Regions from separate parts of the Mus musculus genome. Here all the other regions are linked to region 2. Evidence: chromatin loops called from intact Hi-C (ENCODE). Cell type or tissue: left cerebral cortex. All regions are shown on one strand.

What was found. A loop is a pair of places that touch in the nucleus more often than their neighbours do. Peaks named below come from ENCODE experiments on the same cell type or tissue, not always from the same donor. Only the 100,000 strongest peaks of a DNase experiment are listed, where the experiment ranks them.
Region 1: a loop joins it to region 2, with 7 times the contacts of the local background. A loop is called at or near these places in 2 of 42 quality-filtered maps.
Region 3: a loop joins it to region 2, with 3 times the contacts of the local background. A loop is called at or near these places in 4 of 42 quality-filtered maps.

What each region holds. Positions count from the first base shown.
Region 1 is chr2:101,460,951-101,468,950 of GRCm38, reverse strand. No RefSeq gene overlaps it. Among named protein-coding and RNA genes, the nearest start is that of Gm39886, 6.7 kb to the right of the region's middle. In left cerebral cortex, no CTCF peak of the experiment used is centred here; DNase peaks (open chromatin) are centred at 3,923 and 6,341.
Region 2 is chr2:101,290,560-101,298,559 of GRCm38, reverse strand. No RefSeq gene overlaps it. Among named protein-coding and RNA genes, the nearest start is that of Gm39886, 160 kb to the left of the region's middle. In left cerebral cortex, no CTCF peak of the experiment used is centred here; DNase peaks (open chromatin) are centred at 1,605, 2,105, 2,471 and 3,244; H3K27ac peaks cover 1,727 bases.
Region 3 is chr2:101,169,259-101,177,258 of GRCm38, reverse strand. No RefSeq gene overlaps it. Among named protein-coding and RNA genes, the nearest start is that of Gm39886, 290 kb to the left of the region's middle. In left cerebral cortex, no CTCF peak of the experiment used is centred here; DNase peaks (open chromatin) are centred at 1,933 and 4,234.

The DNA.
Region 1 (8,000 bases), 170 kb before region 2:
CTTTCTAAAGTCAAGGAGGTTTCTTCTGGAAACACTAAGGAGAACATGTTCCTTCACTTTTCTCAGATTCACTGGGGGGCCTTGGCTTGTGCCTCTTTCTTCCACCTTCTAGTTTTACTCCAAATCCCTATTCCTCCTTCCTGCCTTCTTTTCTTGCAACTCTGACTCCTCTGAGACTCCCATGTTCCATCAGGGTCACCCAACAATCCAAGGGGAATCACTGTCTCCCAATATCCTTAAATCACTTCAGTAGAATTTCTTTTGCTATGTAAAGTGACATTTATGGGTCTCAAGAATATGAATGTGGGCTTAGTCAAGGAACCAGTATTCAGCTGACCACATATGCATAGCTACAGATTGTTATCAGAACTGTTGGGGTCCAGGGCTCACCTCACGAACCACATGGACACTGATCTCAGTCAGACAGGGATGGCTTGTTGAGCTTATGCCCAAGTCTGATTCAGGCCACAATTCAGGCTGTGACCTTGAGTTAAGATCCTACAGGATTTTAAAGCCTAAAATCCACAGACATCTGTGCCAAGTTATTCTACCAACTGGGATTTAAGGATGAGGGATTTCCTTAGGGAAATTGTACCCTTATCCTGATCCCATTCATTGGGGTATTCACCTGTGGCAGGGGACTTGCCTTGTCTAACACTCATGCCTTAACTTGCCAACCAGGATGTCAGTTAGCCAAGTACATGTCTCTTTCTGCCAAATAGGATGTCAGTTCCTAAAGAGGTCTTGGGAACTTAAACTTTACTTGACCCCAAGTCAAAATGGAAGTCTTCTTGTATTGGTACAGGTGTCTCTCTTATGTTGGCGTCTATCCCAGGGGCAGCTTATAGAAGCAAATACCACAAAAAATATAAAAGCTTATATACAAGTGTAGAAAGTGCTGCTGGGTGGTTGGTTAGGGCCCAAGCTCATTGTGGGTAACTATACAAAGCGTCTACTGACTTCTATTGTGATTGGTTTCCAAGGGCACAGAACATAACAGAATATGTAATCAATTTGGGAGTGAGAATGTTTCCTAGTAACAGTAGGAACAGCATATGAGAAAGTTTCCGTATAATACTAGTAATGGCACAAAATGGAAGGTTAGCCAGGTAGTAGTTACCTAGGCCTTAATATTTTACCTAGGCCTTAAAATTCCATCTAGGCCTTACAAGAGCATTTCATGGCAATTCTATTCTTTTAGTAGCACCAATTATCTACTAAACAAGTTTCTATTTTGTCTTTTTTTTTCCAGAGCTGAGGACCAAACCCAGGGCCTTGTGCTTGCTAGGCAAGCATTCTACCACTGAGCTAAATCCCCAGCCCCCTAAACAAATGTCTAAACATGAGGAAGAGCAAGGTCAGAAATCAATGGGTCAGAATACAACATGTTCCAGGCCTTCTAGTAAAGGAGAAAGAAGAGTGGGAACTGCAGTTCTCAGGTCACTGTTTCTTCAACTATAGTGGCCTTTTCTTTGAGAAGGAGTATTCATTTTTATTCATGTCATTAGCTATCCATTCGGTAATCAAGTACCTCTTCTGTGTGGAAAATTCTGTTCAATGTTGGGAATAAAGTGAATATCATAGTTTTGGTTTTCAAGGGCTGGAGAGATGGCTCAGCCATTAAAGGCTAGGCTCACAACCAAAAATATAAGGAGTTTATTTCTAGGGAATAATCAAGAAAGTAAAATGTATGGCCACCCTAACATGAGAAGCATGTACCACACGCAGAAAGAGCTCTGAGGAGAGAAGAAATGTCTGTGTTTCTTTAAAGTCAGATGTAGGCCTGACAACTGACATGATAGCTGAGTATTTCCAGCTACAGAGTGTGTTCCCAGAAGTAGGGTAGAGCAAGCAAAACCACAGGTCGATGGAAAGACATGATGAACGGGGTGGGACGGGACTCTCAAATTCATTACTTCTGGAAAGCAAATATCGAGCGTTAGCAATGAGGTGGTTTGACTGGTAGAGAAGATTGAAGTACCAACAGTTTTGCTTTTGTTCTTTAAACACACCACTCCCATTTTCACTTTCTGACACACAGAGTATTTCTCCAAGTCCTTAAGACTCTTAAAGCACTGTTACTAATGATGTCTTATCATTATAGGGACTCTCCAGTGGAGTGTGGCTGGAGTAGGCCCAGTTGGCGTCTCCTCCGAGGTTGACAGCTGCTCACTGGGTGGAAGACCTCTTCCTGTCTGGACAGTAGGTGATCTGGAAGGAGATGGCCCTGGGGTCACTGGCTGGCACCCTCCCCCACCTAGAACATACATATGGGAAGAAGACCTGAGGAGCTGTGAGCTGCAGGGTGTCCAGAAGGGTCCTACTAATATTGTTGGATTCTCTGGATTCAGCCATCTCTAAAGACAAAATTGGAAACCCCACGTGACACTCAGGCCTCTCTTTTGCTTAAAATATGTGCTTTAAAAAAAATCTCTTACAAATGAAGACTGATGGCATTGGAAGCTTTGGTTTTACTTAATACATGGGGAGAGCCGCCTCCAGCTGACTTAACAGGAGGGGCCTGATATCTGACGTCTTTAGGGCTTTTCATGACCAAGAAGGTAAGAACACTATGAGTGAGGGGCAAGACTTGGGAAGGATGCCATTTGTTATGAATAGTCACCAGGACAGGGAAGTAGGAGCTGTCCAGGGTTTGATGATGGGCATCAATTGCTCCTGTGAGATTAGAGTCCTAACAATCTTTCTTGCGATGAAAATACCAATACAACCCATCTTGATTGTGTTTGAGTCAACAATTTCAAATCTACTGTTTTTGTTTGTTTTTTCCTTTTCCTGCCTGTCTATCTATCTGTCTGTCTGTCTGTGTTTCTCATTTTTATTTTTATTATTTTTTTGAGGTTTTCTTTTGTAACAGCTCTGGCTAGTCTTGAACTTTCTTTGTACAGGCTGGTTTTGACATTTTGACATCTACCCGCCTCTTCTGGGATTAAAGGTGTGCACCACCATGCCCAGCCCAAATTTACTCTTGAAACAGTAAAGTGCTTACTTCATAAAAATTTTCCCAGTGTCAAAGACTCAGCAATTTTTGCCACCTCAATTGTAAGAAAAAGTAAAGTGCTAAAATGAACTTTGGTTCAGATGTTTCTGACAGGATCTTGCTGTGTGACTTGAGACAAATTACTTAACTCCACTGGGCTTTAGTTTCCCAATCTATCCAATGAGATTAGCAATATTCACTTTTGTTGATGAGAATACTTTTGGTTGCATGAAACTGAAAATAATCCAAGTCAAAGCAATGGTAATTTTAGGTAATGTTTGATCTAACTTCTTAAGCCCCGATTTTCTTACTGCTTACTTCCAGGCTCCATCGCCAGCGTTGGCACTCATGTTGGAAGCACACTCTCTTAGATGTCTCCAATGCCTGCCAGCACATGATGGGACATCTACTCCATGAGAAGGAGGCTGTACCTGGGTGTTTCTGGTGAGTTCTTGAGATTTCATTGACAACTGCAGAGATATCTGTACTGTGACCCAGTTACTGTGCTCAGGGAGGAATCTACACTGTCTCCAAGCCAGTCAAGACCCATTCTTTTAGCTGAGGCAGGTCAGTGAGGACAAACTGCAAAGAAGATGTCTTCTCAGGCAATATTTTGACAAAAGGGAAGTGAATACAAGACAACGCACAGCAGGCACATGGCCACAGGAGACAATAGATTGAAATCTTTAGCATTTGGCATGTGGGAAACACCCGATTAATATCAGCTTTGTATAGTAGTTACTTTCCTTCCTCTTATAGAGACATGTTTTCACAAATGACATGCCTATAATGTAGACCAAGTTGAAAATATGACAAGCCGGGCCAGCATTCATTGCCAGCATGCCTCTGTAGGAAGAACGGGAAATCAGGAGAGCCTTTGTGCTGTCAGAAGCAGAGGCTGGTGATACAAAAACACTTGCCAAAGTCCATGCAGCCTTAGAACAGAAGCCATAATCTGCCCTCAACCCCCAGCCCTGCTGTCTGCTCCCCTTGACTGCTGGCCTCTCACTGGCTTTTCCTTTTTTTCAGGTTTCTGTATAGAGCAGGACTCAGCGACCAAGCTGACAATGATCTATGTCCCCGGGAGTCCCCGGGAAAGACTACAAACCTCTAGGTTAAGGGCAGAGGCTACACCTGGAAGCTTCCATTTGAGAAAACGCTGTCTGCTGCTCTGCCCCTGTGTGTTCCACTCTGCCACCACAGTCAGTCTCAAACCTGTCATAATGTGGGAAGCTGTCAATTAGGGAGGCCACTTCCAGCTGCGTTGTCTGTGTCCACTCTATAGCACTCCCGTCCCACTTCCCCTAAATGTGCCCATTAGGGAGGGAAGGTCCCTGTTGTAAGATTGCTCCCTGATGGAGGCAGGACACAGAACAGCCAAATTTATGTCAGAAAGCTGAAATCATTTATTGCTGACAGCAGTAATAATGGGGCCTCAAACATGACCTAGTTTATTGCTCTCAGTGCCTGGTCTGAGTTGATAAATTCCTTTTCAGAGGCCAAGTGGGCATGTGGGAATCCAGAGGGAAAGTTGGCACTAGGGCTATGGTGGCTCCAACCTCAGAGTGCTACAGAGAAAGGAGTGAGCTCAGGTATGCTCGTCATTACCCATTAACAGTCACTACCATTTGTTAAAGTGATGAGCTCTGGGATGTGCATTTTAAACACATTTTCTGTAATCTACAGTACCAGCAGGCAAAATAAATATTAGTCCTAGTCCAGTGATAAGACAACTAAAGGTGGAGCCTGGGGCTGTGGAGATAGCCTAGTGTTTGCCTGATGGATACTAGGGCTTGAGTAGAGTCCACAACTTATACACCCATGCACACAGATACACGCGCGCGCGTGTGCGCGCACATACACACACACACACACACACACACACACACACACACACACACACACACACACGCGCGCGCGCCCAGAGACAGTATTCATCCAAGATCAAACAGTTAGCCAATGAAGATGTCCAGTGTGGATGCAGTTCTGTCTGACTCCTGAGCCTTATCCCTCTCACACACTCATTATTCAGCATCTCATTGGATTTCTCTTAAGTTTCTTGCACGAGTTGGGTATTAAAGCCGTTTCCATGGTAGTTTGAGTTTCTGGGGTAGGGAGCCATGGGCGTGCTCTTCTGACAGGAGCCTGGAATGCTGCAGCGCTGAGGAGATGCATGTGCATGCTTGTGTGCGAATCTTAATTGCATCTATCACGCTGCACCCTGCATCTGTAGTAATACTTTACTAATTGTGGTCCTACATCTCTGCTGGCAGCCTGTGGTAATCCGAAGGCAATAGGCTAGAAAGAGACTAATGAGAATGATATCTTGATTGATGGGGCTGTTCTTTCTGGATTTCAAAGGACCTTGTTATGATGACAGCAGTCTGTTTTCACACCACACGTCCAAGGATGAGATATAAAAGTCCTGAAAACCTAAACCATTCAAGAACCTTAGAGGGCAAGCCCTAGAATTGAGCTATGTCTCAGACCCCGTGAAGCTCAGAGCCTCAGCTGCTCATGACATCTGAAAATGCCAGACATGGCTCTGAAATGTCCTGCCCTTCGCACGTATTCTTTGCTTACATGACCCCCTCCCCCTTTTCCAACGGAGCAATGGTGTATAGCAATGGTGCTCGTCTTTAGTAGTTCACTACTGGGTAATTCGGCCCCTAAGTGGCTCTCTCTTCTATGAACAGCTACACTCAGCCATATTTCCTTGCCCTGAAAATGACAGTGGGACAGCACGCATGGAATGAGTGTCCCGATTTCAGACTTCATCTGAGGTCCAGATCAAACCTCTTCATCAAGCTTTCTGTTTAAATTTCCTTCCTAAGCCATTTAATTCTTTTAACTTAGAACAACTCTAATACTTGTAACCTTACAACATTTAAATGCTGCTGTTGCTGCTGCTGCAAGTGTTAGTGCCCAGCGCCTGTACACTTTTAGGACTTTCCTGAGCACACACTGTGCCAAGAGTAGAATATAAATTTAGTGTTTAGGATTGGGAAGAGATAAACAGAGACACCAGGAAGGAGAAAGGCACAAGAAACAAACATCTCTTTCTCGGTTTCACAAAGAGGTGGCCTGTTCACCGGCTAAGAATTGGTGGAAAGTTCCAGAAAGACTGGAACTCCTCTGATATGATCACTCATATAAAACAAGTAGTTCTCTCATCAACAAAGGGCAATGTGTCTTCACAGAGAGGCTTTCCAATGCCATGTTCCTGTCAGGATGTTTTCTGAAAAATGCCAGCAGATAGTGTCCTACGCATGACCCACTTCCACCCCATGTATCTTGAATGGAGCCCAGAACTGGCTTCCCACACAGATGGTCTGACAACCTGGTGTGACAGAGAGGAAATGAGCTATTTTACAGAGTGTGTGAGAATTGAATGAAATGAACAAGGCATACTGTTCCAGAAGAGTGTCTTGTGATATCAATAGCCAGGAGCCCTTTCATCTTCTTTTTGCTTTTTGGTGACTTTGAAATGTCTCCCACTCAGCAGACACTCCAAAAAAGTCCTCTGATGCACTGAACAAAGGATGAGAAAGGGTGACAGTCATGCATGGAGTGTCACTCAGCATGTTGGGATCAGGGCTTATACGCAGCATCTATTCTTTCTGGGCAATTATAAATCAAAATATTATTCTTGTAAATATATTCTCCAACAAGACTCTTGAATATGCCAATTATCATGAGGCAGCCCATTGTTTTTGTAAGTTTGAAGAATCATGTCTATGCCTCTATGCAATGGTAACCCGATGAGCATCAAATATTCACTTTTCAACAGGTTACTTTTATCACTGACATCTAGCATTTTCCCATGAACAAATCCTCGGAGACAAATGAGGTGCTTTGGTGCTTTTCTGACAGTGTCTGTGCCCCTATCTGTCAGTCTGTTCCTACATCCATCTGTGTGTGTGTGTGTGTGTGTGTGTGTGTGTGTGTGTGTGTGTGTGTGCGTGCATGTGTGTGTGTGATCCATTTATCCTTCCAACATACCTTACTTGAGCACCTACTGTGTTGTCAGGCACTGTGCCAGGGAAGACACAATGACGAGCAAATCAGGCTTTAGGAAGAGTTAAAATTCACTTACACATAAAATTATAGTTGTAACAAGTGTTATGAAGTAGGGGTTCGAGGCTGCAAGAAAGACGAGGAGGGAAATTTGCTGAGTGTGGGGACTTAGAGGTAGTCTACTGAAAGCCATGAATGAGCTGAAAGGAAGGTGCTAAGGGCCGATACGCAGACAGCAGAGAATAGCGTGTGCAAGAGCAGAAGTTATTACTTGCCTGTGGCTTCCTATATTAGTAACTCTTCTGTTGTGATAAAGCCCCATGACCAAGGTGACTTATAGATGGAAGAGTCTATTTGGCTTTAAGAGTCCATCATGGTGGTGGGGGGGCATGGCAGTGAGCAGGCATAGAGGCTGAGGCAGGAAGCTAAAAGATCCATGTTCTTAACAGCAAGTGTGAGGCAGAGAACTACCTGCAAATAGGGTGAATTTAACCTTTCAAAGCCTCCCCTAAGTGATTTAATTCCTCCAGTAAGGCTGCACTTCTCTGTAACATCTGTAAACAGGTAAGTACCACTAACAAGGGATGACCAAGAGCTCAAATGTCCGAGTCTACAGGGGAGACAGTTGTCACTTAAACCACCACACCCTGTAAGAGATGATCAGACTTAAAATAATAAAAATGGTAGTGTACAGTTCTGTAGTTAAGAAATTGGAAACGTGTCCCACAGCAGAAAGATTAAAGTGTGGGGAGGCTGTGCTCTTTGTGAAGGCTGAGATGATAAATCTGCTCCTTGCCCTTTGTCATGCCTACAGGCTGTGCTATCCCCAAGACTCAGAGCATCTTCCTTGTTCCACTCCAATATCTGCTCCCACTATTGTATCCTCATCATTGCCTTCCTTTTTCCTAACCACCCTGCTTCTCTGTGACTTCATTGGTCCACAGGGACAATTCAGAATAATAGGCACACCTCAGTGTTCTTAATT
Region 2 (8,000 bases):
TATGCCATAAGGAGTTGTTTTATTTCTATTTTTCTTTAGCAGAATAATAGTTCTAGGTTTTCCCTAAGCCCATGACCTATATAGTCTTAGCTTCTTGGCTACTTTAGCAATGCCACAGATGGAGTCCTTCTCATAGAGTGTGGCTTACATACAATATAATGCAGTTGGTTGATCCCATAATGTTTGTGCCACTATTGCTCACTATTGCAGGCAGAATGCTGCTGTAGGCTGTAGGTTTTTGTTGTTGGGTGATATTGATGATTATTTTTCTCGTCCTGTAGTGTGCAGGATACCTTACAGAACTGCAAATGTTAGTCACTTGGAGAGTGGAGTTTGGAACACTCAGTCCTAAATGCGTAGTCTCCATCAAAGCCCTCCCCTCAAGGCTCAGGCATCTATGTGAAGAGGGAGAAAGATTGTAAAAGGCAGAGGTGGTGGATAACTCCAAGGAGACAGAAATCTGCCAAACACAGCAGGACTGATACATATAGGAACCCACAGAGACTGTGGCAGCACACACAAGAACTGCACAGGCCCCAACCAGACAAAATACCAGCAGTGAGAAGGTGAAGTAGACACAAGTTCCACCCCTAACCAAGAGGCCATTTGCAATTGATACCTGCTAGAAATGGGAAAATTTGTTTTCTTCAATGGAATGTTATTGGGTAGATCAATCACGCTCCAAGGAAGCCCCCATGCCCTGGTGTAATTGGCCAACACAAATTGGACTCCGTGTGTGTGGTTTGTTTGGTATATTTTGTCTTATTGGTTTTATTTTACAATTTTAAAAGAGGAGAGAAAGAGGTAGACAGAGGAAGAGAGAGGGAGGGAAAGAGAGAAAGAATGAAGTTGGGTAGGTAGGGAGGTGGGGAGGATCTGGGAGGAGTTGGGGAAGTAGAAAACAAGAGTGAAATGTATTGTAAATATTTTAAATAAATAAATTCATAAAACATCAATAGTTTGTAGCAGAAAATACCAACAAGACATCAGAACATTTGCATAATATAGTCATTCCTCCAGATCCCTGAATGCTTAAGTCCCTTTTATAAAGTAAGATAGCATTTGCATATAAGCGTTGCATATCTTCTTGTATGATTTAAATCATCTCTAAATAACTTGTAATGCCCAGTACAATGTAAATCCTATGGACCTAGCTGTGACACCATATTACTTAGAAAATTATAGCAAGAAAAACCATAAGTGGCATGAGAAGATAATTTTTTCCTAAGTACCTTTGATCCATGGTTGATTGATTCTGCTGATGTGAGAACTTTGGTAGGAATAGCCATGGTCAGATTGGCATTGTGTTTGTTTTATTACTTTAAAACATTTCTAATTTTTTTTAATGGAAGTTAAGGAGCAAAATTTGTGACCTACTTACAAAATTCAAGCTTATGTATAAGGCTGCCTTTATAGTAAGGGCACTGTCATTTTCCAGAGTTCTGCTCCATTTTCCTGAGTGGAAAGACACTTGTATACTCCAGTCATTCAGGAGTCACCCACTAGTGACAGCCTGAATTAGCAATGCTGAAATACATCTGCAGCCTGCTGCAGACATGGATGTGCTGTGTGAATACTATGTGTCAACTGTTTTGTGATGAAGAGGAAAATTGAGAATTGCTGTCTTGGCTTAGTCTGTGTGCCAGCTTGCTGTTCCTATTACCCTTCCAAGGAAGATTCAGCTGTACTGCAGTTTGGAGGCAGCAGTTGGAGTCCAATTTGTTTTCCCAGAGAGTATAATTTCTCCTTCATATATATGTCTTCAGACAACTGTTAATATATTGAAGAGGCCTGATGAAGTATTCTGCTAATTGTTGGAATCCTTGGTTGGCATTTCAGGATTGAAGAGAGAGAGACAGAGGAAAAAACCCAAATAAAGCTTATAAGAGGATAAAAATTAATTTTAGTAACAATATAATGCCAATTCTAAGCCTGGCTCTTACAACCAGCCATCAAGTTAATTTAATTCCTCAAACCCCATTGCTGCAACAAAATGTTGCTTAAATCAATTCATTCTTTCATTAGGCTGCCTAAGAGTGCCGGGGAGTGATGGGGAATTACTGAGACGGCATTCATGTTTCAGAGGCCCCTCGGTTTCACTTCATTTTCCATCCTGACATGGGAGTAATGTTCTTCATTTGCATGCTAAAATAGTATTTTTAATTGTAAAAGTGGTGTTGTTAAATTACCTTCAAATGAGTTTATTTTAAACGCTTCATTAAAGTTTTGGAAATCATCCCCTGCATGATTGCATCTCTTCTCTGCTTTGATGTATTACATCTCTCAGAAAAAAAAATATGCTGGCTCTGAGAGAAAGAGAGAGAGAAAAAAATCTCTTCTTGAAAGACTCAGATTTCACAATCTGGCTAGTTTTGAAGTAGAAACAGCAAAAGCCCCACGCTATCGCAGAGAGGCCGAGGGCATCTTCCGTGCCTCAGCTGAGAGGCCGGGGTGAGGGGTGAAGGCAGGTGGCTGTGTTCAGCAATAATGAAAGGTCAAAGCCGCAGAGGTTTCAAAAGGCTTGTGTCAACTTGGAAGATGAAAAGCAGCTTCCCCTGGACGGCTGGTTTGGTTCTGAGGTTTAAATACATCTCACAGATTGTGTGTTCATTTTCATTTTAGCTATCCCCCTTCATACCGCCTTTTCTGGTCTCTTCTCATTCCTTCAGCAATTTATTCAGCATTAATTTAACAAACTTCATCCTCTCTTATCTTAAGCCTTATCATCTGTTTCTCAGATAAGCTTGAAAAACTTTTAGAAGCAAAATGTGTGTGTCTCCATAGAATTTCATTTGCATATTTTTGGGACTGCCTTTACCACATTCATATTTACTCTATAGTAGGTTTAGAAAAACCAGAGTTGTGACGTACTGTGGAAATTAAGCTAATTGTTACTACTTAGTTATTGTCACGGGAGTCTAATTTCCATTCAGATCCAGTACTTACTTTAGTAATAGAATCATTCATCAACAAGTTATTGAGAAAAGTTTACCGAATGGGGCAGAGAATGGGGACAGAGAAAGTGAAGACATGCCAGCTGTGCCACACAGTAGAATATGTAATGTCAGCAAGTGATAGCTTATTTATCAATGGGTAGTTCTGAGGGATGGATCTCTTGCCATCCTTGTTGGTCAAATATAAACTGGTATCTATTTAATAACCCTAACCATTTTATCCTTGAAGCAGAATTTTCACTTCTGTTTGGTGGAATTCCATTGTTTTCCTCTCAACATCTGCTACTGAACATATTTCTGGCTTTCTGGTACTCTTTAAGATACCACATTCCAGTCTGTGTTAGCAATTTACCATGCAACTCACTCTGTAATGGCAAGACCACATTGTTCACTGCACTTACCCAATCCAGGGTAAAGAGAAGGACTCCCATTTTGTCCAAGTTAGTCACTGACTCCCAGACATTACCTTTAACCATTGGCTCATACAGACTTTTAACATTCAGCATGTTAATACATTGTGGGGGCAGATATTGGGTACTTACTATGTCATATGTACTGAGAACTGAGGGCAATAAAAATACTAAAAATAGAGTAGGAATAAAAAGTAGCATCTGTTTTCTCTACGACAGTTTTTGTAATGCATATTTTGTTTTTTTTTAGTTTTGACAATTTTTTTGATATTTTCTTTATTTACATTTCAAATGTTATCCCTTTTCCTGGTTTCCCCCTTGGAAGTCCCCTATCCCATCACCCTACCCCTCTTCTATGAGGGTGTTCTCCCACCCACCCACCCACCCACCCATTTCTGCCTCCCCACTCTCGAATTCCCCTAAACTGGGGCATCGAGCCTTCACAGGATTAAGGGCCTCTTCTCCCATTGATGCCCAATAAGACCATCTTCTGGTACATATGTGGCTGGAACCATGGGTCCCTCCATGTATACTCTTTGGTTGGTGGCTTAGTCCCTGGGAGCCCCCCCGGGGGGGTCTGGTTGGTTGATATTGTTGTTCTTCCTATGGGGTTGCAAACCTCTTCTGCTCCTTCAGTCCTTTGTCTATTGGGAACCTTGTGCTCAGTCCAATGGCTGGCTGCAAGCATCTGCCTCTGTATTTGTCAGGTTCTAGCAAAGCTTCTCAAGAGATAGCTATATTAGGCTCCTGTCAGCGTGCACTTCTTGGCATTCACAATAGTGTCTGCATTTGGTGATAGTATATGGGATGTATCCCCAGGTAGGGTAGTCTCTGGATGGCCTTTCATTCAGTCTCTGCTCAACAGATCAAGGACCTCCACATAAAATCAGATACACTGAAGTAATAGAAGAGAAAGTGGGGAAGAGCCTTGAACACATGGGAACAGGGAAAAATTTACTAAATAGAACACCAATGGCTTATGCTCTAAGATCAATAATAGACAAATGGAACCTCATAAAATTGCAAAGCTTCTGTAAGGCAAAGGACACTGTCGATAGGACAAAACGGCAACTAACAGATTGTCAGAAGATCTTTATCAATGCTACAGCTGATAGAGGGCTAATATCCAGTATATATTAAGAACTCAAGAAGTTAGACTCCAGAGAATCAAATAACCCTATCAAAGTGGGGTACAGAGCTAAACAAAGAATTCTCAACTGAGGAATATTGAATATCAGAGAAGCACCTAAAGAAATGTTCAATGTCTCCCACCCAATACCCGATCATGTTTCCCTCTCCGCACCCCCACCCCCCCGTCCCCTTTCCCTCCCAGGTCGCTACCTTCCCATTGTTGTTGCTTTTCTCTCCCTCCCAAGTGGGACTGAGGCATCTTCACTTGGGCCCTTCTGCTTGTTGACCTTTTTGAGTTCCGCGCTGTATCTTGGGTATTCGGCTTATTTATTTATTTATTTATTTATTTATTTATTTATTGCTAGTATCCACTTATTAGTGAGTACATAGCATGCATGTCTTTTTGGGTCTGAGTTATCTTACCTCCAGCAGAAAGACAGGGCATCAAGTGAGGGATGGGGTTGCCATCCCACAGTCAAAATTCTGACTCATAATTGTTCCTGTCTGAAAGAACTGCAGGGATGGAAATGGAGAGGAGCCTGAGGAAAAGAAGGTCCAGCAACAGGCCCAAAGTAGGATCCAGCTTAAGGGGAGGCTCCAAGACATGACGCTATTACTGAGGCTATGGTCTACTCACAAAAGGGACCTATCATGATTGCCCTTCGAAAGACCCAAAAAGCAGCTGAAAGAGTCAGATGCAGATATTTGCACCCAACGGATGAACAGAAGCTGCTGACCCCTGTGGTTAAACTAGGGGAAAGCTGGAATAAGCTGAGGAGGAGGGAGACTCTATAGGAGGACCAGCACTCTCAATTAATCTGAACCCCCAAGATCTCTCAGATACTGGGATACCAACCAGGTAGCATACACCAGCTGATATGAGGCCCCCAACACACATACAGTAGAGGACTGCCAGATCTGGGTTTAGTCAGAAAATGCACCTAACCCTCAAGAGACTGGAGACCCCAGGAAGTTTAGAGGTCTGGTGGGGTGGGGGTGAGGAGTAGGGACATCCTCGAGGAGACAAGGGATCTGGGAGGACGTATGGGATGTGGAACAGTCAGAGGGTTAAACTGGGAGGGGAACGAAATCTGAAGTTTAAAACAAATTAAAAAAAAAGAGAAAAAACAGAAATGTTCAACATCCTTAGTCATCAGGGAAATGTATGGTTTAGTACACATTATTTCATGATAGCTTTGTAGGATATGATCATCCTTATTTTAAATTAAGGAATCTTTATATGTCAGTTTAGACCTCAAGGAATTGACAGTCTAATGAGGAAGTAAGACACATAAAATATTTCATATGTTACATAATGCATAACAAATGAAACATTCACCTTAACTTCTGTGGTTGAGAAGAGTTCATTAGTTTGGGTTGGTCTACTTAGAGAATACTTTGAGGCTATTGTGATTTTAGGAGTGTGTGGAAGAGAAGCATTGTTCATTCTATAAGTATCTAGAATGCTAGCACCATGTAGCTTATCTTAGAATTTATTGTCTGGAGTTAGGAACTTCTATGAAAAATAAACTAGTATAGTTATTACAAATTTTCTACACTGTACCTACAAAAGAAGAAAGGAACCACCAGGAAGGAATGACAAATTCTTCAATAGAGGTTTGAAACAAAGGGAAACTCTGAGCATATGAAGAGTTGACCATAGCCCTTTGAGACTTGTAACTTTTCTAGGTAACTACCTTACAGTAGTCAGGAAGAAAAGAGGAAGAATACAAGAACACATTTGTTTTAGAAGCACATCACCAATGACCTAAGTCTCAGCGGTATGGTTCACACTTCCTAATATTGCAAGCTGAGGATTGAACTTTACTATGGGTCACTGGAAGGCATTTATTCTTCATTTTATCTGGTCATGTACTCTTTGACCTTGGTAGTCAAAGAAGTCTGAAGTTCTCAGTTACTTCTTTTGTGAATCGAAGCAATGCTGCAATAATGCTAACCTCTATGTGAAACATGGGCCAAATGAATGCATCTGTGCTTAAAAATTCAAAACCATTTTGCAAATATAAAATATTTCATTCCACAGATGTCTCCACTGAATGAGTTGACTTTGATAGTCACTTTTACAGACATTTCCTTTCAAATTTAAAAAACATTCCTCTAATAAAAAGAACTCTATATGTTTTGAAGAAGTATCAGATTCTAGAAGTTGACAGGAAAAGTGTAACCTGAACATGAGATTGTTTCTAGTGGCAGAAAGTAAAGAAATTACAAATAGAGGGAAAGAGGAAAGGAGAAAAATAAAGGGAAAGCAGGAGAGATAAATAACCCTACAATGGTGTGACCATATCAAAGAGGAATAGAGCCAAGTGAAAGAGTACTTACTCAGTGGTCCTCAGAACAGTTTGATTAAGGAAGTAAAATATCATTGTTACTCAAAATATAAAATAGATACCCATGACTGCTCACCAATTTTTCTATGTACATGAATTTCAAATATTTTATGGAGTTATTCTCTTGTTAGAGATATGGAACATATTTACTCCCCTTCCCCAACTTAAATATGGGTTACACCTAGTGACTTACTTCTGATTTATTTTTAATGTGATGGGACATTTCAAAGTCCAGTTATGCTTGCCCCAATAACCTAGGGCACTAAGCACTCATGTATACCAAAATTTACCAGGGACATTGGCTCATGAGTTCCTTGTCTTGTGCCAATGAAGACATGAGTTTATGGGAGTAAGCAGAGCAGCTGCAAGGTTTTAAAACCAAAATAACAAAGTGAAAAATTGAGGAAAATCAAGAGAGAATACCAAAGTGGGAGCCATACCTAACAGATGAAAAACCATTGAACTTTCTTGTCTAGGGGTTTTATGGGGCTATGCCAGAAACCAGGCTCGCAGAGATCTCATGGGTTGAGAGAAATGCTTCCATATATTTTACAAACGTCCCTCAGCCTGACCAGGCTGAGTTGTTTGTGTGCTGCTCATTCAGTTCGCGATGGCTCTGTACATTTATGACTTGGGCTTTGTTAGCTGCTGGCCTTGACTTTCTGGAAGCTGCTAGCCCTCCCTGCCATTTCATTGTTAATGCTGCAAGGGGCTAACTGGCTATTAGTTTGTGTTCTCATTGCTCTCACATTTTCCTAATCACTTGTGGTTTCTCATGCCAGAGAGAGATAACCATCTCAACCGTCAACATATAGCTGTAGTCTTTCTTGGTTACTTCATGTCTAGCTTCTTGTCTATGAACTGATTCGGGTGTGTGTCTGAAGAAGTCTTGTTATTAAAACACTTTAACTTACTTGAGTTGTGAGGATAAATATAGACAATTATCAATTTAAGGATAGTTTATAAAAATATCTGATCAGTATTTTGTAATATCATCAAGGTCATATAACCCAAAAAAATACCTGAGAAGTGTCACAATAAAGATGAGCCTACGGAGACACATAACTGAAATGTCTTCTTACATGAGCTCTGAAATACTATACTTCATTGAGTAATAATGTCATTGTTTGACAATTTCCTCTGAATCAAAACAC
Region 3 (8,000 bases), 120 kb after region 2:
AGCTGTGTGAGAAGGTATGGGAAGGTTATAAGTGAGGGGACGTGGGAAAGATTGGAGGGAGGAAAAGAGAAGGAACGAATGTAATTATTTTTTATTAAACTATATGAAAATAAAAGTGAATTAAAATGAAGCATAAAATGGAAAGGCAACTAGAGACACAGAGATCTGTTTTAGTGTCTCTCAAAGAGAGATACTGAAACAGGGAAAGCAATCTGGATCTCCCACAAGATCTTATGACTTCTATATTAAACGTCAATTGTGTGACTTTAGATTTTCAATCACTGTGAGGTTTTAGTCTCTTCAATTACTTTGGCTAAATCCTTTCTAGGAAAGGTTGCTTTGAGTCTCATTATTCTCTCCTTTGTCCTGAGCCAGATGGTTTCTCCAGAAACTATGCAAAGTTCACAGAAAAGCTCTCTGATCCATTCTGCACATTGGAATTCTCTCTGAGTTGAAGCTGCTGTTATTTCTTACTTTCTACTTTCCTTTGGGTCTTTCAATAAGCCAACTGGAAGATAAATCCAGCTATGCAGTTCCTTGTAAACAGCAGAAATGTGTGGGACATTTATTGAAAAGGTAACTTCTGGTTTCTTGTCCTGGACATCTGGTCTCCAGATTGACTTGGAAGGAAGTGGTTACTCCTTCTCATCAATAAGGAAAAAACAAAACAAAACAAAACAAACAAACAAACAAACAAACAAACCAGCATAAACTGAAAAATCAACAATGCCAGGGAAAGATAGTTAACCCAAAAGGGAGATAGGCAAAAAATACTATGATTTATGGAATAGAAATCTCTCCTGGAAGCAGTTTTGGGGTAGAAACTCTAAATTCAAATTCAAAAATGTCTGTAGGCTCCATGCAGATATTTTGAGAGTTGAGAAGCTCAGATGGCTACAGTCATAGGGTATCGGCACTAGGAGATATACCAGGATTTAGCAGTAAATGTCAGAGGAGAATAAGTTTGTACATCTGAATAGAAGTCACATAGACTCACAGGGACAAATAGCCACACTGAAATATGTCAGAGCATTTCTCTTCTTAACCCAGACTACTCTCAAAAGAAGATGCTTTGTCAGAAAGCTCAAACTATTAGGGTATTATGAATGATGTAGAAGAAGGGAAATAATTTGCTATAGCCCCACTAACTATGCTGCCCCATGCAAGCGAGTCATGTTAGAAGGACGCAGAGGCACTAGGGAGTGAACAGGCAGAGTCCAGGCTCACCACCATGCTGTGTTTGAATCAAGGCACCAAGGGGGTTTTTCTTCACATATTTTCTTACCCTGTCACCAAAGTGCAATTGAACATATTTTTAAAGGCTAGTCTGCTAAACTCAACTTACAAAAATAGAACTGCTTTATTCTAATTAGCTAACAAATAAAAATATCACTCTACTGGCTTAAATAAACCACCCAAATATATGTCTGGTATCAAACTGCACACACACAAAACTCTATGTATGTAATCTGAGTGATCGTGAGTGAATCTCTAGTGCTTCAGAATGACCATTCTAGTACATAGACATAGAATTCCCAGAGGGATTTGGAGTTTTTCTCTAGTTTTCAATAAAAAAATTCTAAGGCATAACAAAATACCTATATAAGGGGAGAACATGCATTAGAACAAGAGTTAGACAACGCAGAAATTGTAGAATTATCAGATAAGGAATTTCAGACAATGATTCCTATTAAATTCTATGTGAAAAGTAAAACAAACAAACAAACAAAAAACATATGAGAAAAAGTGGAGAAACAATTTCCATAGAGGTGAGAATTATAAGAAATATTCAAAAGAGATGCTATCATACTGTTTGAAGTGCTAAGGGTAGGCACCTGTGGGGTTTCAGCCATGGATGGGTCAGCTGGATGACTCTTCCATGCAAGGCTCGAGGCACATCACAGAAGAGGAAGCAGAAGGAGTGTTAGAGCCGAGGAGGAAGTGGACAGTTGTGCAATGCTGTCCTCTGCATAGGACATGCTGAATGCATACAGGAACTTACATTAATTGTTACCTATAGAAGACCTGCACAGTATCAAACCAGTTAAAACTTGCCTAGCTGAGAGCAGCTATTGGCAGTTAATGACTGGAGTGGGGTGTTATTTATTTTTTTTTAGGAGTGTGGGTACTGGTCGGTTCCACGCAGCCTAGGGGATGATCCCACCCCATATGTGTATGAGTAGCACTAAGTAATTGTTCACACAAAATACAAGAGGGGAATGTGAACTTGAGAGGAAGACGTATGGAAGGAGTTGGATGAAAAGAATGAAGGGTAGATATGATTGAGATGAAGTGTATATATGTAAAATCCTCAAAGAATACAAAGAGGAAGTATATTATTTAAAACTCTAACAAAAGTTCCTTGATGGCCTTATTAGTAGATTTGATGGGACCGGGGAAGGAAGATGACTCAACTTACATGTTTCAAACGAAAAGGCAAAGAGAAAAGTAGTTAAAGGAAAGGAAACAGATCAGTATATCCAAGGATGCAGGAACAACTACAAACTGGGTGGCATGAGGAAATGAGGAGAAGAAGGGAGGGGCTGAGCAAACCTTTGGTGCAACAATGGCTGGATTTTCCTGGATTAATTAATGTCAGGCACTAAAGTGCAGATTCAGGAACCAAAGAGAACGCTTTGGAGGATAAAGCCGAAGAAATGCTACAAAGGGCATTGTATCAGACTTCAGCAAATAAAAGATAAAACCCCCTGACATTAGCCAGAGGGGGGATCTTCTCGACAGAGAAGCGTATATGAGAACTTCATTCAGCTTCTCTTCACAAACTGCAGGAGTGAGAAGAGTGGAGTGAAAGCCACAAAGAGGTGACAGAGAAATGTGTAAATGTATTTTCTGAATGTGGCATTTATACATATGCAGATTTGCATTCTGAGTTGGAGGGAAGACTTGAAAGCTAGTCAGAAATCGATTTGACTTGTTGGTAGCTGGTTAGAAAATAAACAAATGGCCGTTTACACCCTTCTACACCCTTTATAATGTGTTTTCTTTTTTGTTCCTAAAATATTTTTCAACCCTCCATTAGAGTGGATATCATGACTTGGTTTGACCATTAGAAAAGGCTAGAAGGAGACACAGTGACATATATCTATGGACTCAGTCAAGATCCTGTCTTTACCATATGAAATGGAGCTGAATCAGCTTGGCTAGTCTATTTCATCTCCCCAAATGACAGTCCAGTGAAAGTCGGCTAAAATTGCCACCATGCACCACTGCAGACCTCAGATGTATAAAGGATCCCAAGGAGAACAGACGAACTTGCTAACCAAACTGAGCCCACATGTGGAGCTTAATAATATGAGATAATTAAAGGATGGTTGCTTTAGGGGAGTAAGCCTTGATGTGTTTTGCTATGTAGCAACATTGTCAGGGATATCTCATAGTCTCTGCTTTTATCCTCTGACATCTTGGCACGAGACATCTTGAAATATAACCATTTCTCTCTCCCTTCTTGCCTCCCTGTCCCCTTCTCTCTCTTCTTGGCAGTCATTGTGAAGATGGAGTTCAGAACACTGCATAGGCTAGGCCATTTGTCAAACCCTGAGCTAAATCCTCAAACCTCTTCCTCTTTTAATTGGCAGCAATAAATACATAGTGTCATAGGGTTGTCATGAGCTCACATGGCCAGATATCATAGAAGGGCTGGGTGCTACTGTTGTTTCCTTTCCTAGTGTGAACAAAACATTATTGACAAGGCTTCTGTGTGAGACCTTTTGCTTTTATTCACTTGCTTCTTGCCTTTCTTTGGGGGGTACAAAGGAATAAAGAATAAGAAATACAATCTAAAAATTCTGTTACCACAGCATGAAGGTAACAGAAACTGAAATAGAATTCTCAGAGTTCAAATCCCCTACCTTAATATTTTCTAGTTGTACAGAGTTGAGGCACTTAATTTCTTTTTTTTTTATGATTTAGCTCCTTCCCTTTAATATAATACAAACTATACTGAGCTGCTGTGAAGAATAAGTGATGTTTCCCTAAGGTGCTTATGTCATTGGAACAACTCAGGAACACGTGAGAATGCTGCATATTATTTTTATTGTTAAAACTTTAGCATTGCCTAGAGAGGAGCTGAATTCTTGCTTGCACAGGATTTGCCGAAGTTTCTGAATTAAGCAAAAGAACCCAGCCACTCCTTAGTTGCCTAAAGATCAGTGGCCATTTGCTAGAGTTAAGCCATCTGGCAGGCAGCTGGTGGACACTCTGAGTCTTTATAGACTGTCATAGTGAACAACTGATCCAGAAATAACACACTGAAAGGATCCTGAAGGGAGCCAGCACGTGGGAAGTGGGAACAATCCATCGCACTGAGAAAGTGGCATTTGTTAGCGTGAAGATGGATTGGGGTTTAGCCATTGAACAAGTGAATGAACGTGAAAACAAACAAAGCTCACAACAACCATGCAGTTGTCAATGTGACTAGGTTAAACAATCGATCTAAGGTGAAGGGTTTTTAGCCCTTAAAATGGGCAGCAGCACTGTTGGGGAAAAAAAAAAAGCCTCAGATGCTATTTAAAAAGAACCACAACACGTTGTTGATGATAAGAAGAGAAGAATATAGAAGAATACAGGCAGAAGATTTTTGTGGGGCATTAGTTATAGTTGTCTTTCAAGTCAACAGGACTGGAATTAATTTCTCATTTAATAGCTATGTGACCTTGGCCAAGTGTCTTTGGCTGTCTGAATTTCATGATCTTACTTCTAACTTATGGAAATTCCCCTTCCATAGAACTAACAAAGGGGTTAAATCACTTAAGTTTATGGAAGGCCTAACCATCACTGACATCTAAGAGAGGCACTTAACGAACAACATTTGCTGTTATGTTATTGTTATTCATTTAAAAACCACCTGCCAAAATTTTGGTTTTGTCAGAGTCTCCTCTGTGAACAGTCCTTTCCTGTGGCTTCTTTGCTCTGTTAGCCTCTGCGCTCTTCACACACTCCATAGAACTTTTGACATCTGGCCCTTTGATATCCAACTAATGACTTGGACATCACACAGCTCCTTAGTTGCCTCCTGGGCTGACTTTGACACTGGGTCTCTGTTTCGCATTTTCTTGTCCATTCAAGGTTTTAATTTTGTTATATATTTTCCTTGTCACTTAACCAAGAGATCAAAGAAAACCATGACACCTAAGGAACCATCTAAGGATAGAGTTAGTGTCAGGAAAGTGGGGAGCAGGGCCTGTGGGTCAGCCAGAAGAAAGGAAAGGGTTAATAGGCAATATAATATTAGTACTTATCTAAAAATTGAGTAGACTTTTTTTTTTTTTAAATGTGCTCTTACTGTGAACCAAGTTAGGTCAGATTCAAGCTTTTAAGTTAGGGACAGAATTTAAGGGTCACTTAATGTTGAATATTTGGAGAGTTCCCAGTATTTCTATAGTACTTTACTTCACCTCAGCTTTTCTGTATGTGAATTTGCCATTTCTTCAGTGTCTGTGGCTTCTGTTTTATCACATTCTGCATTACCCAAGGTCCAGGTGTTCAGACCAACCCATGCAGGACAAGGAAGTGATGCTTCTAATGCAAGGTCTGGGATTTAAATTACTTGTCTCCTCTCTGGTATACATGTCTTGCAGGCTTTCTGAAGATTTCAAAAAAAAAATAATATGTCCCTTGTGGTGTTCATAAATAAATGCAATAACTAATGATGTGCAACTGCTTTTTATTAAAATCCATCATTTCATTTCTTCCAGCTGAGAATGTTTTTATGACATTATTTCAAATCCCAAGACAGGTTTAATGAGGAAATGAACCAAATCATAGAAATGAAGCTGGTCACAATACCATTGTTCTTCGAATCCTTCTTCTGTGCTCTATTTATAATGCAAGCTTGGGACTGAGCCATCTTTGTACTTTGTCTGTGGGATGTGATAGAGTGTTTTTTGTTGTACAGTGTCTTCCTCTATAAAGTAGTGATATTAGCACTGCTTTTGGAGGGTTGGCTTCAGAGCCAAATGTGATCACAATATCAAGGATATTCACAGATATCCATGTAGATTTAATGGATTAAATGATATCTTTTATCATTAGTTTACCTATAAGCAATTAGTTTTGAGGGTTGCAGTGTGAGGCTTCTGAAAGGTTGAACCTTGACAATTTTAGCTGGGAATTGAGTTGTTATACACGAGTAGGACAAATAATGTAGAGAAATGTATAAAGGCATTTCGTTTTGTTCATTTCAGAATAATTCACATGGATGGTCTCAGTATTAGCATGCTGCAAACACTGTTTCTGTAAATTACCATTTCTATCTCTTTTAAGCCCAATTTTAGCTCTCTGAGCTTGAGTTAATAGTAGCAATGAAAGTGGTAATACTCTCATCCTAGTATTTTTAGTCTAGACAGTGTATTTTTCCTAAGATAATCTTTAGATATTTAACTTGAAAAAAAAAACAGGACATAAATTCTCTCCTTTACAACATGATTGTGTGTTGGTCCATAAAATCTACTCATGAACTAATAATCACATTCTAACGTACATGTTTTATCTTATAACAGTGGTTCTTAAACTCTGGGTTTACCTCTTTGGGGTTTACATATCAGATATCCTGTATATCAGATATTTGATTATGATTCATAACAGGTAGCAAAATTGTAGGTATAAAGTATCAATGAAGTAATTTTATGGTTGAAGTAACTACAACATGAAAAACTGTATTAAAGGGTCACAGCATTAGGAAGGTTGACAACCCCTGCATTAAAAGTTTGGTTAAGTCTCAAGGAAACAATATGTCTGCCTTCGAGGAATTTCTAGATCTGTGGATATATATACAAATGTATAACTCATGTTTTTCACATCTCAGGAGATACCTGATGGTTATATTTCCAACAATATATAAACAAGAGCAAAAACTACATTTGTCATAGTTACAAGCACTAGCTATGGTACAGAGGTACAACAGAAGAAAAATTTTGACCCAAGAATGATTTTGAATATAATCAATGTGCAAAAGATTTTACTTTAATATCTTTTGGTTAAAGCGTCCAAAGTTTAGCAGAAAAACTCAGAAGGCTATATATTTGTTCTCTGGAATATCTATGCAATAAAGAGTGTTTGATTTCAAGAGGAGAAAGGATGTGTTCCTAGCTCCTTGGTCACATGTATTGTCTAACCACTAAAATAACTAGTTTTCTTTGATCATATCATGGGAAAGCTATTCAGAAGGCAACCAGCTTCTCTTAACATACGTCACATTGTGCATGGGGTAAGGACAGAACCTCTGTATTCTTGCTTTGTAAAGACTCTACTTGTTTTATACTCATTTTCATTTGGTGTTTGGTTCACATTTATGATTCATCCCTGGACTTAAGATCTATGTTTCCTTTTTATAATGGATTTTAATGTGGACTCATTGTCATTGCAGTGAGTGACTAGAGACATATCTCTTGCTTGTGTCTAATCCTTACTCCATCCATCAGAGATGCTCTTATTATTTTAAAAGAGAAACTTTCTCAAAATCTTATAGCATGTCAGTGTCAGAGCACATGCGTTAACTCAGGTGTATCTGTTTCTAAAATGTGTTCTTGAAACAATCTTTTTCTAGGGTTGTTTTCATGTATACGACTCTCTGTGATGCCTCTGCCTGTCCCAGGCTATCAAATCTGATACCTAGTTATACATTCTTGGTGACTCAAAGTATTGTTGAATTTGTTTGTAACAGGTCATATCCGAAGGGTCTTTCTTATCAAACTCTTGACAAGGCTACTGTGGTTTCATTTGCTGCATGTGACAGGCCTCAGAAAGGGCATCCTGGTGTCTCTATTTAACTTTGCAGCCACAACATATGTTGTTACCACTGATCATCATATATGCATAATTAACACACCGTGCTGGAGGAGTGAATGTACAACTGTTGGCCTTCAATCAGCTTAACTTCTGTTTAGCTTGAACATGTAAATGTTCAACTTTGGCCAGATATGGTAATTTTATTATGTGCATAGCACTAAATGGTGTACACTATGTATTAACTTAATAAATAA